Linked DNA regions of Mus musculus: region 1 is linked to region 2. Evidence: chromatin contacts called from ENCODE POLR2A ChIA-PET data. All regions are on one chromosome and are shown on one strand. Each heading gives the region's core, a stretch centred on a gene start or an enhancer-like site at or near the end of the contact. The rest is flanking DNA. Distances are from core to core; before and after follow the strand shown. Region 1 holds the start of Gsta1 (glutathione S-transferase, alpha 1 (Ya)). Region 2 holds the start of C920006O11Rik (RIKEN cDNA C920006O11 gene).

Region 1 (3,340 bases), core at 6-2,505, 55 kb before region 2:
AAAAGTTTCCATTGGCCTTATGTCACCCTGCCTCTGCCATTGCACACTTCTCTCTGCAGTTCTGTTTCCTACCCTTGTATGCACCTCTATGGTCATGTAGAAAATACGGTACACGGTGGCAAGTTCAGGCCACAGTCCTCAGATATCCCAAGGCTCCATAGTTCAAGATTCACACTCTTTTCCCTCTTGCTTTCTCAGGCTCACCATTTAAACAAACAGGTTGTATTGAGTTTTTAAATAATAAACTAGCAATAACGTAACAAATCTAAGTACCCCGTTCTTTCAACAGAATTATCAAAGCAATGGGAATCCGCATATCAGACACAAATGATCTAGAAAACCGAGCTGGGAATTTGATTTGGGAGAGGGACCCGGGAGGGTCTGTGGTGAATTTCGCTTTGTCTGTCTGTCTGTCTGTCTGTCTGTTTGTTTGTTTGTTTGTTTGTTTTGAGACAGGGTTAGCCCTGGCTGTCCTGGAACTCACTCTGTAGACCAGGCTGGCCTTGAACTCTCAAATTCGCCTGCCTCTGCCTCCCAAGTGCTGGGATTACAAGTGTGAGCCACCACTGCCCAGCATGAATTTCACTTCTTAAGTGAGAGGAATCTGCAAGTTCTCTGTGGGTTTGGGGATGCAGAAGAACATTGTTGATCTTCATTTTGCCTGAGAGGACAGGCCAGGCCCAGACCTCACTATCCTAAACCCCATGCCCTTAGATTCCCCTGCAAATCTGTTAAACCCCACCCTTTGGCTCAGTGACACTGAAGGAGGGGCAGGAAGGAGGGGACAGACAGAAGTAGAAGGGGAAAAAAGAGGAGAAGGAGAGGAGGAAGGAACAGAAGGAAAGAAGAAAGGATAGAAAAGGAGGACGGGAGACTGGAGGAGGGAAAGATGGAGGGAAAAGGGATGAGGAGGGAGGGAGAACCGAAAGAAGGAATAGAGGGGGAGCAATAGGTGGGTACTGGATGTTCAGTCTCAAAGAAATGCATATGAACCAGAACCAAATGCAGGTAAATCAATCGTAATGGACATTGAATATGAGCAGAGCCTATTATATACATGGGTGAGGATTACATAATAAATCTAATTATCTTATGCAATCAGTGCATGCTAACTAAATAAAACGCTGAAAAACTAGTTTGCAGTGCTGCAGACCTGGGAAGAGGTTCCACAGGTTATAAGAGAGAACACTGACCTAGTGAGAGTCCTGGCTTCTTCTCCACTCAGCTCACAGTCCAGCTCCAGAGGAGTGTGCACGCTCCTTTAGTAAGGTGACAATTCTTACCCAGGGTGTGGGGACAAATAGGGAACAGCCCCTCCCACAGACACACACAGAGTCCAAGATTCCAGAGTTTCATGATAGACTAGAAAGGTGCCAAATCATCGGGAGGGGCTGACAAGCCACCACCTTTCCCTGAAGATCTGGCTCCATTCATGAAGTTCTTGGTGTCATGCTTATGGGCCTCTAAGTCACCTCTCCTCTCCATGATCCTGTGAGTAACCTGAAAGAGACATCTTGGCTAAGAAGGGAAGAAAGGAAGGAGGGAAAACTGCACTAGGAGCAGAAATAATACCACAGAGTCAACCCTGAGAACCCTCTGCTATGTAACAATGTGACATTGAACTATTGGATTTCAGGGATGGCTTGTTAAGTAGCCCTAAATTGCAGAATTAATGCATTGTCTCAAATTCAAGGCTAAGTTAAACACAACAGGTCACACTGCTCCCTCCTTGTTTTCTCTGGTGAAGCATGTTAATATTAAAATCCTGCCATAGCATGATATCTATCTTAATCTTTGTCCTGCTTTGATTAAAAAACTCAAGAGCCAGAGGGCAGAAAGGAGGGACACAGCTCACACTTAACTTTATCTGGATGACCAGACACATTCTGTCCAGCCTGCTCTAGGTCTCAGTGCAGCCTGTGAGTCCCTGCAGTTACTCCTGTGGGAAAGTTGCTTTGTCACCATTAGCAATGTCATTTCCAAGCTAATGAGAATTACTGATCCTTCCTGCCAAGTTCAGACATGGCTCTTATCCACAACAAGGTCATTCTCGCTGACTTCACTCACACACCCACAAGCTGATTCATGATTTTAGTTAATCCTTGGTTCATGGGTCTTGGTTATTAATCATTACCTGATGATCTGGCTGGCCTCCGGGATGCCTGTCACATGCCTAAGGCTGTATACCCTACCAGAGAGGAGGGCTGGCCTCTTTTTATCTTGATGTCCACTGCTAATTTCTCTTCAGCTATAGAATTTCGTTCTTCAAGGGCCCTTCACTTTGCTAAAAACAGATGACAACCTAGCCATTTTGCATTTCATGGTACACACATGGCACCAGCACAGGGCCTCAGCCACAGGGATGAGTTGTGTTTGAACACTGCTCATGAAAGTTCCTGTCACCGCCTGAGAGCCTATGGCAGAGGAGGGAAGGAAACCCGTGGTGAAAGGAGATGTCCCAGGAGAGCAATGCCAAGACCCAGCAGAGACAACTGGGAGATCTACAGTGCACAGCAAGGGCTGATTCAGGAGTACTGCTGAGGACTGCCTTTGCCTTAGAGCTGAGTGCATTGTCCCTCCCTGGAAAGGAAGCACTCAGCTGCCTGCCTGTTCTGTGCCATTTGCCTGTGGTCATGTGGAGGCCCTGTTCTTCAAGCCTGCCTGCACTTTAGCCTTTCTCTGAAGTCCAGACTCCACACTCATGTTTCTTCAGCTGGCCCTCCTTCTCTGCATCCTCTCCATCCTTTTCCTCTGCATCCTCTCCATCCTCTGGGCTGCACTGCCTCCACCAGGTCCCTTTCTAGATGAAGTGAAGCCCTGAGTGAAGAATTCTAGAGGGCTTGGTTCCAAGTTCCCATGGCTGGCCAGGTGTGTGTACAGAGAGAGGCCACGATGGACATGTGACCAACTTCCCTTGAGTGTTGGAGATGTGTCCCTGTGTGCAGGTGTACAAAGGACAGTTGGATGATTTGTCATGTGCTACTCCACCAGACTAACAAATGTCCAAGCTCTTTGGTGCAACTCCTGAACTTTCATCTGCAATAAAAACTTGATGTGTCCTTCAAATGTGTTCTTTAAAATTACTTGGGCTTCAGAAAAGTTTCACGGGACTGAGAGTGCAGCTTGGTGGTATAGCCTGCTCTGCCATGCTCCCAGGAGCCTGGGGCAGAGCCCTATCATGGAAAAGCTCGAAGGTTGGAGTCAGTTAATCTAGACGCATGTGACAGTTTATCTCTATGTGCCTATTAATCTATCTCTGTGTACCTGTTAATCTAGAAGTGTGTGACAGTTCATCTAGAAGTGTGTGACTGTTTTCTAGATGCCACCTCTGTGTTGTCAC
Region 2 (3,241 bases), core at 165-2,664:
AAATCTCAAGTTATTCATAGTGTAAAGTCTACAGACCTTGTTTAGAGCAGCACCGAGACACATTAGTAAAAACTCCGCATGAGACAGACTGCTTTGAGGATAAAGCCTTGCAGATTTTTTGGTGGGTGTGATAACCTTTACCCGTTGGAAATAAATACCAAATCGTGGCACTCCCATATGAAACTATGTTAGGAGGAAAGACTCCCACAAACCAAGAGGAGGCAGGAGACATACCAAGCACACCCTAAAGCTGCACACATCCGGGTAAGGGCTGCACACAGAGTTATGCAATGTTTTGTTTGCTTGTATCTGAAAATCTCCACAGGAAGCTGAAGAATAGAACAAAAGCAAAACTTGCACTCGCAGGCCAGGAAACAAGGCTTCCAACCGTGCAACGCAGGTACAGAAAATTCACCTAGAGGGTGTATAATCAATAAAACTGACAAAATTTACATTACTTCCCTTTGTCCTTATTACCTGTTATCCCTCGTAGAAACCAAGGGTAACTTAAAAGGGGTAATGAATCCCGTTAATTACATCTTAGTTCAAAGAAAAGTCCCTAACAGGAAGGATCTTATGGCTGACCCGGACCAGTAGTGATGCGAAGAGAAGGCGTATTGTCTGGCTAATTTGTGAAAATACGGTGGGCTGGGTACAGCTCCAGCGGCAGCTAATGCCCGTCTCACGAACTCCATGCGACCTCTACTGTTAGGACAGTGGAGCTTGTGCCTCGACGTCACGATGGCTTTCGGCCTTTCTGGAAAACAAACGAACCAAACTAAACCAAAAACCAAACAACAAACCGAACAAACAAAAAACCCGAACGCAGTACAGAGCGGTAAAGCAAAGTCCTATCTTCATCCCAATTTTCTGGACATAACTGAATGTTCAGGATTTGGGAGGAGTGTTTTATTATTGTTGTTGCGTTTTCCCTCGCGCATTAAAAAGATGCCACCATTTTAACACGTGAAAGAAAGGACAGAACCCTTAGCCTTGGTTTTCAGTGTGTCACTTTCACATTCCGATTCAGGGAAGCTGGGGGGCATTCGTTGTAAAGGTATTAGCCTAGCAGTGCACATTATAAAGTTCTTGGACTTTGAGAAACTCAGGATTTTCCAAATTTAGCTACAAAGGGCACGGGAAGCCAACGGAGGGCCGGGTGCATCACACTGTTCTAGGAATTAGCTTTTTACTCGCTTCGGTGTGTCACTTCGGCCACAGAGGGAGACAGACGATTACGGCCCACGGAAGGCCGCGTGAGTCTCGTGAAGCTGGAGATGCGCTGGGTCTACCTTTCGCCGTCCGCTCCGCCTTGGCAGAGGCGCCGACACGCACCGAAGGCAGAGAACCCATCTCGTATGGGACCGCACCGGACACGGGCGCCTGGGCCAGGAGCAGAGCCGGGCCGTAGAATAGACATGGCCGTCGGGGGCGGGGCTTCGGAAGGTTTAACCAATCCAAACTGTTGTATTTTGCATAGCCCCAAAGCATTTTGGTTAACAGTAAAAACATCCTAAATTTAAGTATTTTAATTTAAACTTAGAACGAAGCGAGTATAAAAAGGATTATTTAACCCTAAAACGGATTCAGGATTTGTTATAATATCAAGTACAGTCGGCTACATAAGGTCACCACATGTGTAAAGTTACAAAATTCTATGGCCTTATATACCTACCAAGAGCCTGCTTACTCTCGGATGTGAGGGCGATCTGGCTGCGACATCTGTCACCCCATTGATCGCCAGGGTTGATTCGGCTGATCTGGCTGGCTAGGCGGGTGTCCCCTTCCTCCCTCACCGCTCCATGTGCGTCCCTCCCGAAGCTGCGCGCTCGGTCGAAGAGGACGACCTTCCCCGAATAGAGGAGGACCGGTCTTCGGTCAAGGGTATACGAGTAGCTGCGCTCCCCTGCTAGAACCTCCAAACAAGCTCTCAAGGTCCATTGTAGGAGAACGTAGGGTAGTCAAGCTTCCAAGACTCCAGACACATCCAAATGAGGCGCTGCATGTGGCAGTCTGCCTTTCTTTTGTAGTTCCTGCAATTTAATTTTCGTTTAAAACTTTATTTTATTCTTTAACTTAAAAAAAATATATATTTTTATTTTTTTAATTGGGTATTTATTTCATTTACATTTCCAATGCTATCCTATCCCAAAAGTCCCCCACACGCTTTCCCACCCACTCCCACTTCTTGGCCCTGTCATTCCCCTGTACTGAGGCATATAAAGTTTGCACGACCAAAGGGCCTCTCTTTCCACTGATGGCCGACTATGCAGCTAGAGACAGGAAAAAAATTTTTTTTTAATTAAAAATTTTTTAAATCTTTAAAAATTCTGTTATGTTAATAGATGTAAATAGAGATGTAAATATGTTTAAAAGGTGTGTGTGTGAGAGAGAGAGAGAGAATATGAGTTCAGGTGAAGGTTCCAAGCAGTCGTAACAAAGATTCTGTCTGGGAACAGTTCTACCCCACCTCTCTCTTTCTTCCTTCCTTCCTTCCTTCCTTCCTTCCTTCCTTCCTTCCTTCTTCCTTCCTCTCTCTCTCTCTCTCTCTCTCTCTTGTTTTAAACATTTATTTAGTTACTTGTTTGTTTGTTTCAGGTTTCCTCTGTGTGGCCCTAGCTGTTCAGGGACTTTCTCTGTAGACCAGGGTAGCATTGAATTTAGAGATCTGCCTGCCTCCCAAACTCTGGAAATAAGAGCATGAGCCTATTTACCAGTCCCTGCTTAAATTTATTTATTTAAAAAAATGTTATTAGGACAAATGCTATTACACTCGAAAAGGCAAACACCCAGGACAGGTAGGCTGTAACTTTAAGCTGCTGAAGGAGGAAAATGGAGAAGGTAATGAGCAAAGTCATCCCATTTAGTCTAGCACGGATAAGTGGCTTCATGGTGGGAGAGGGAACTTTAGAGAAAGAGTAAGAAGACCCAAAATGCTGGGGAAGCCCAAGCATTATGGAAGCATGCTTAGATTAGAAAAGAGAGAAGAAATCACACTTTTCTGTATAATTTAGAAAAGCAGGCAGATTGGTGACCCTGTAGACTGACATTCTGAAAATGAAAAGACAATGTCTCATTGTAAGGCTAATTGTTCTGCCTCATTAGCATGAATTACAGTAAACTCCCTAGAGTGGTTCTTTCACTGAGTGATTGACTTGGCCCAACTAGCTCATCAGGTTCTATTCTCTTGACCAGAAGGAATTTTATCTTAATACACGTTTATTACTACACACTAATATCC

What was found. ChIA-PET counts read pairs that join two places held with the same protein, here RNA polymerase II (POLR2A).
Region 1: POLR2A ChIA-PET joins it to region 2 with 10 read pairs in Patski. The contact joins the promoter of Gsta1 here to the promoter of C920006O11Rik in region 2. POLR2A ChIA-PET finds 5 or more read pairs at or near these places in 2 of 5 experiments (Patski and embryonic stem cell).

Annotation. Positions count from the first base shown.
Region 1 is chr9:78,228,584-78,231,923 of GRCm38, reverse strand. Gsta1 (glutathione S-transferase, alpha 1 (Ya)) reads right to left here and starts at 1,255. Exons shown (of 7, transcript NM_008181.3): 1 at 1,194-1,255.
Region 2 is chr9:78,174,087-78,177,327 of GRCm38, reverse strand. It overlaps C920006O11Rik (RIKEN cDNA C920006O11 gene), which reads right to left and starts at 1,414. Exons shown (of 4, transcript NR_040401.1): 1 at 1,293-1,414; 2 at 586-757; 3 at 235-329. Rn7sk (RNA, 7SK, nuclear) reads left to right here and starts at 1,695; the gene lies at 1,695-2,026.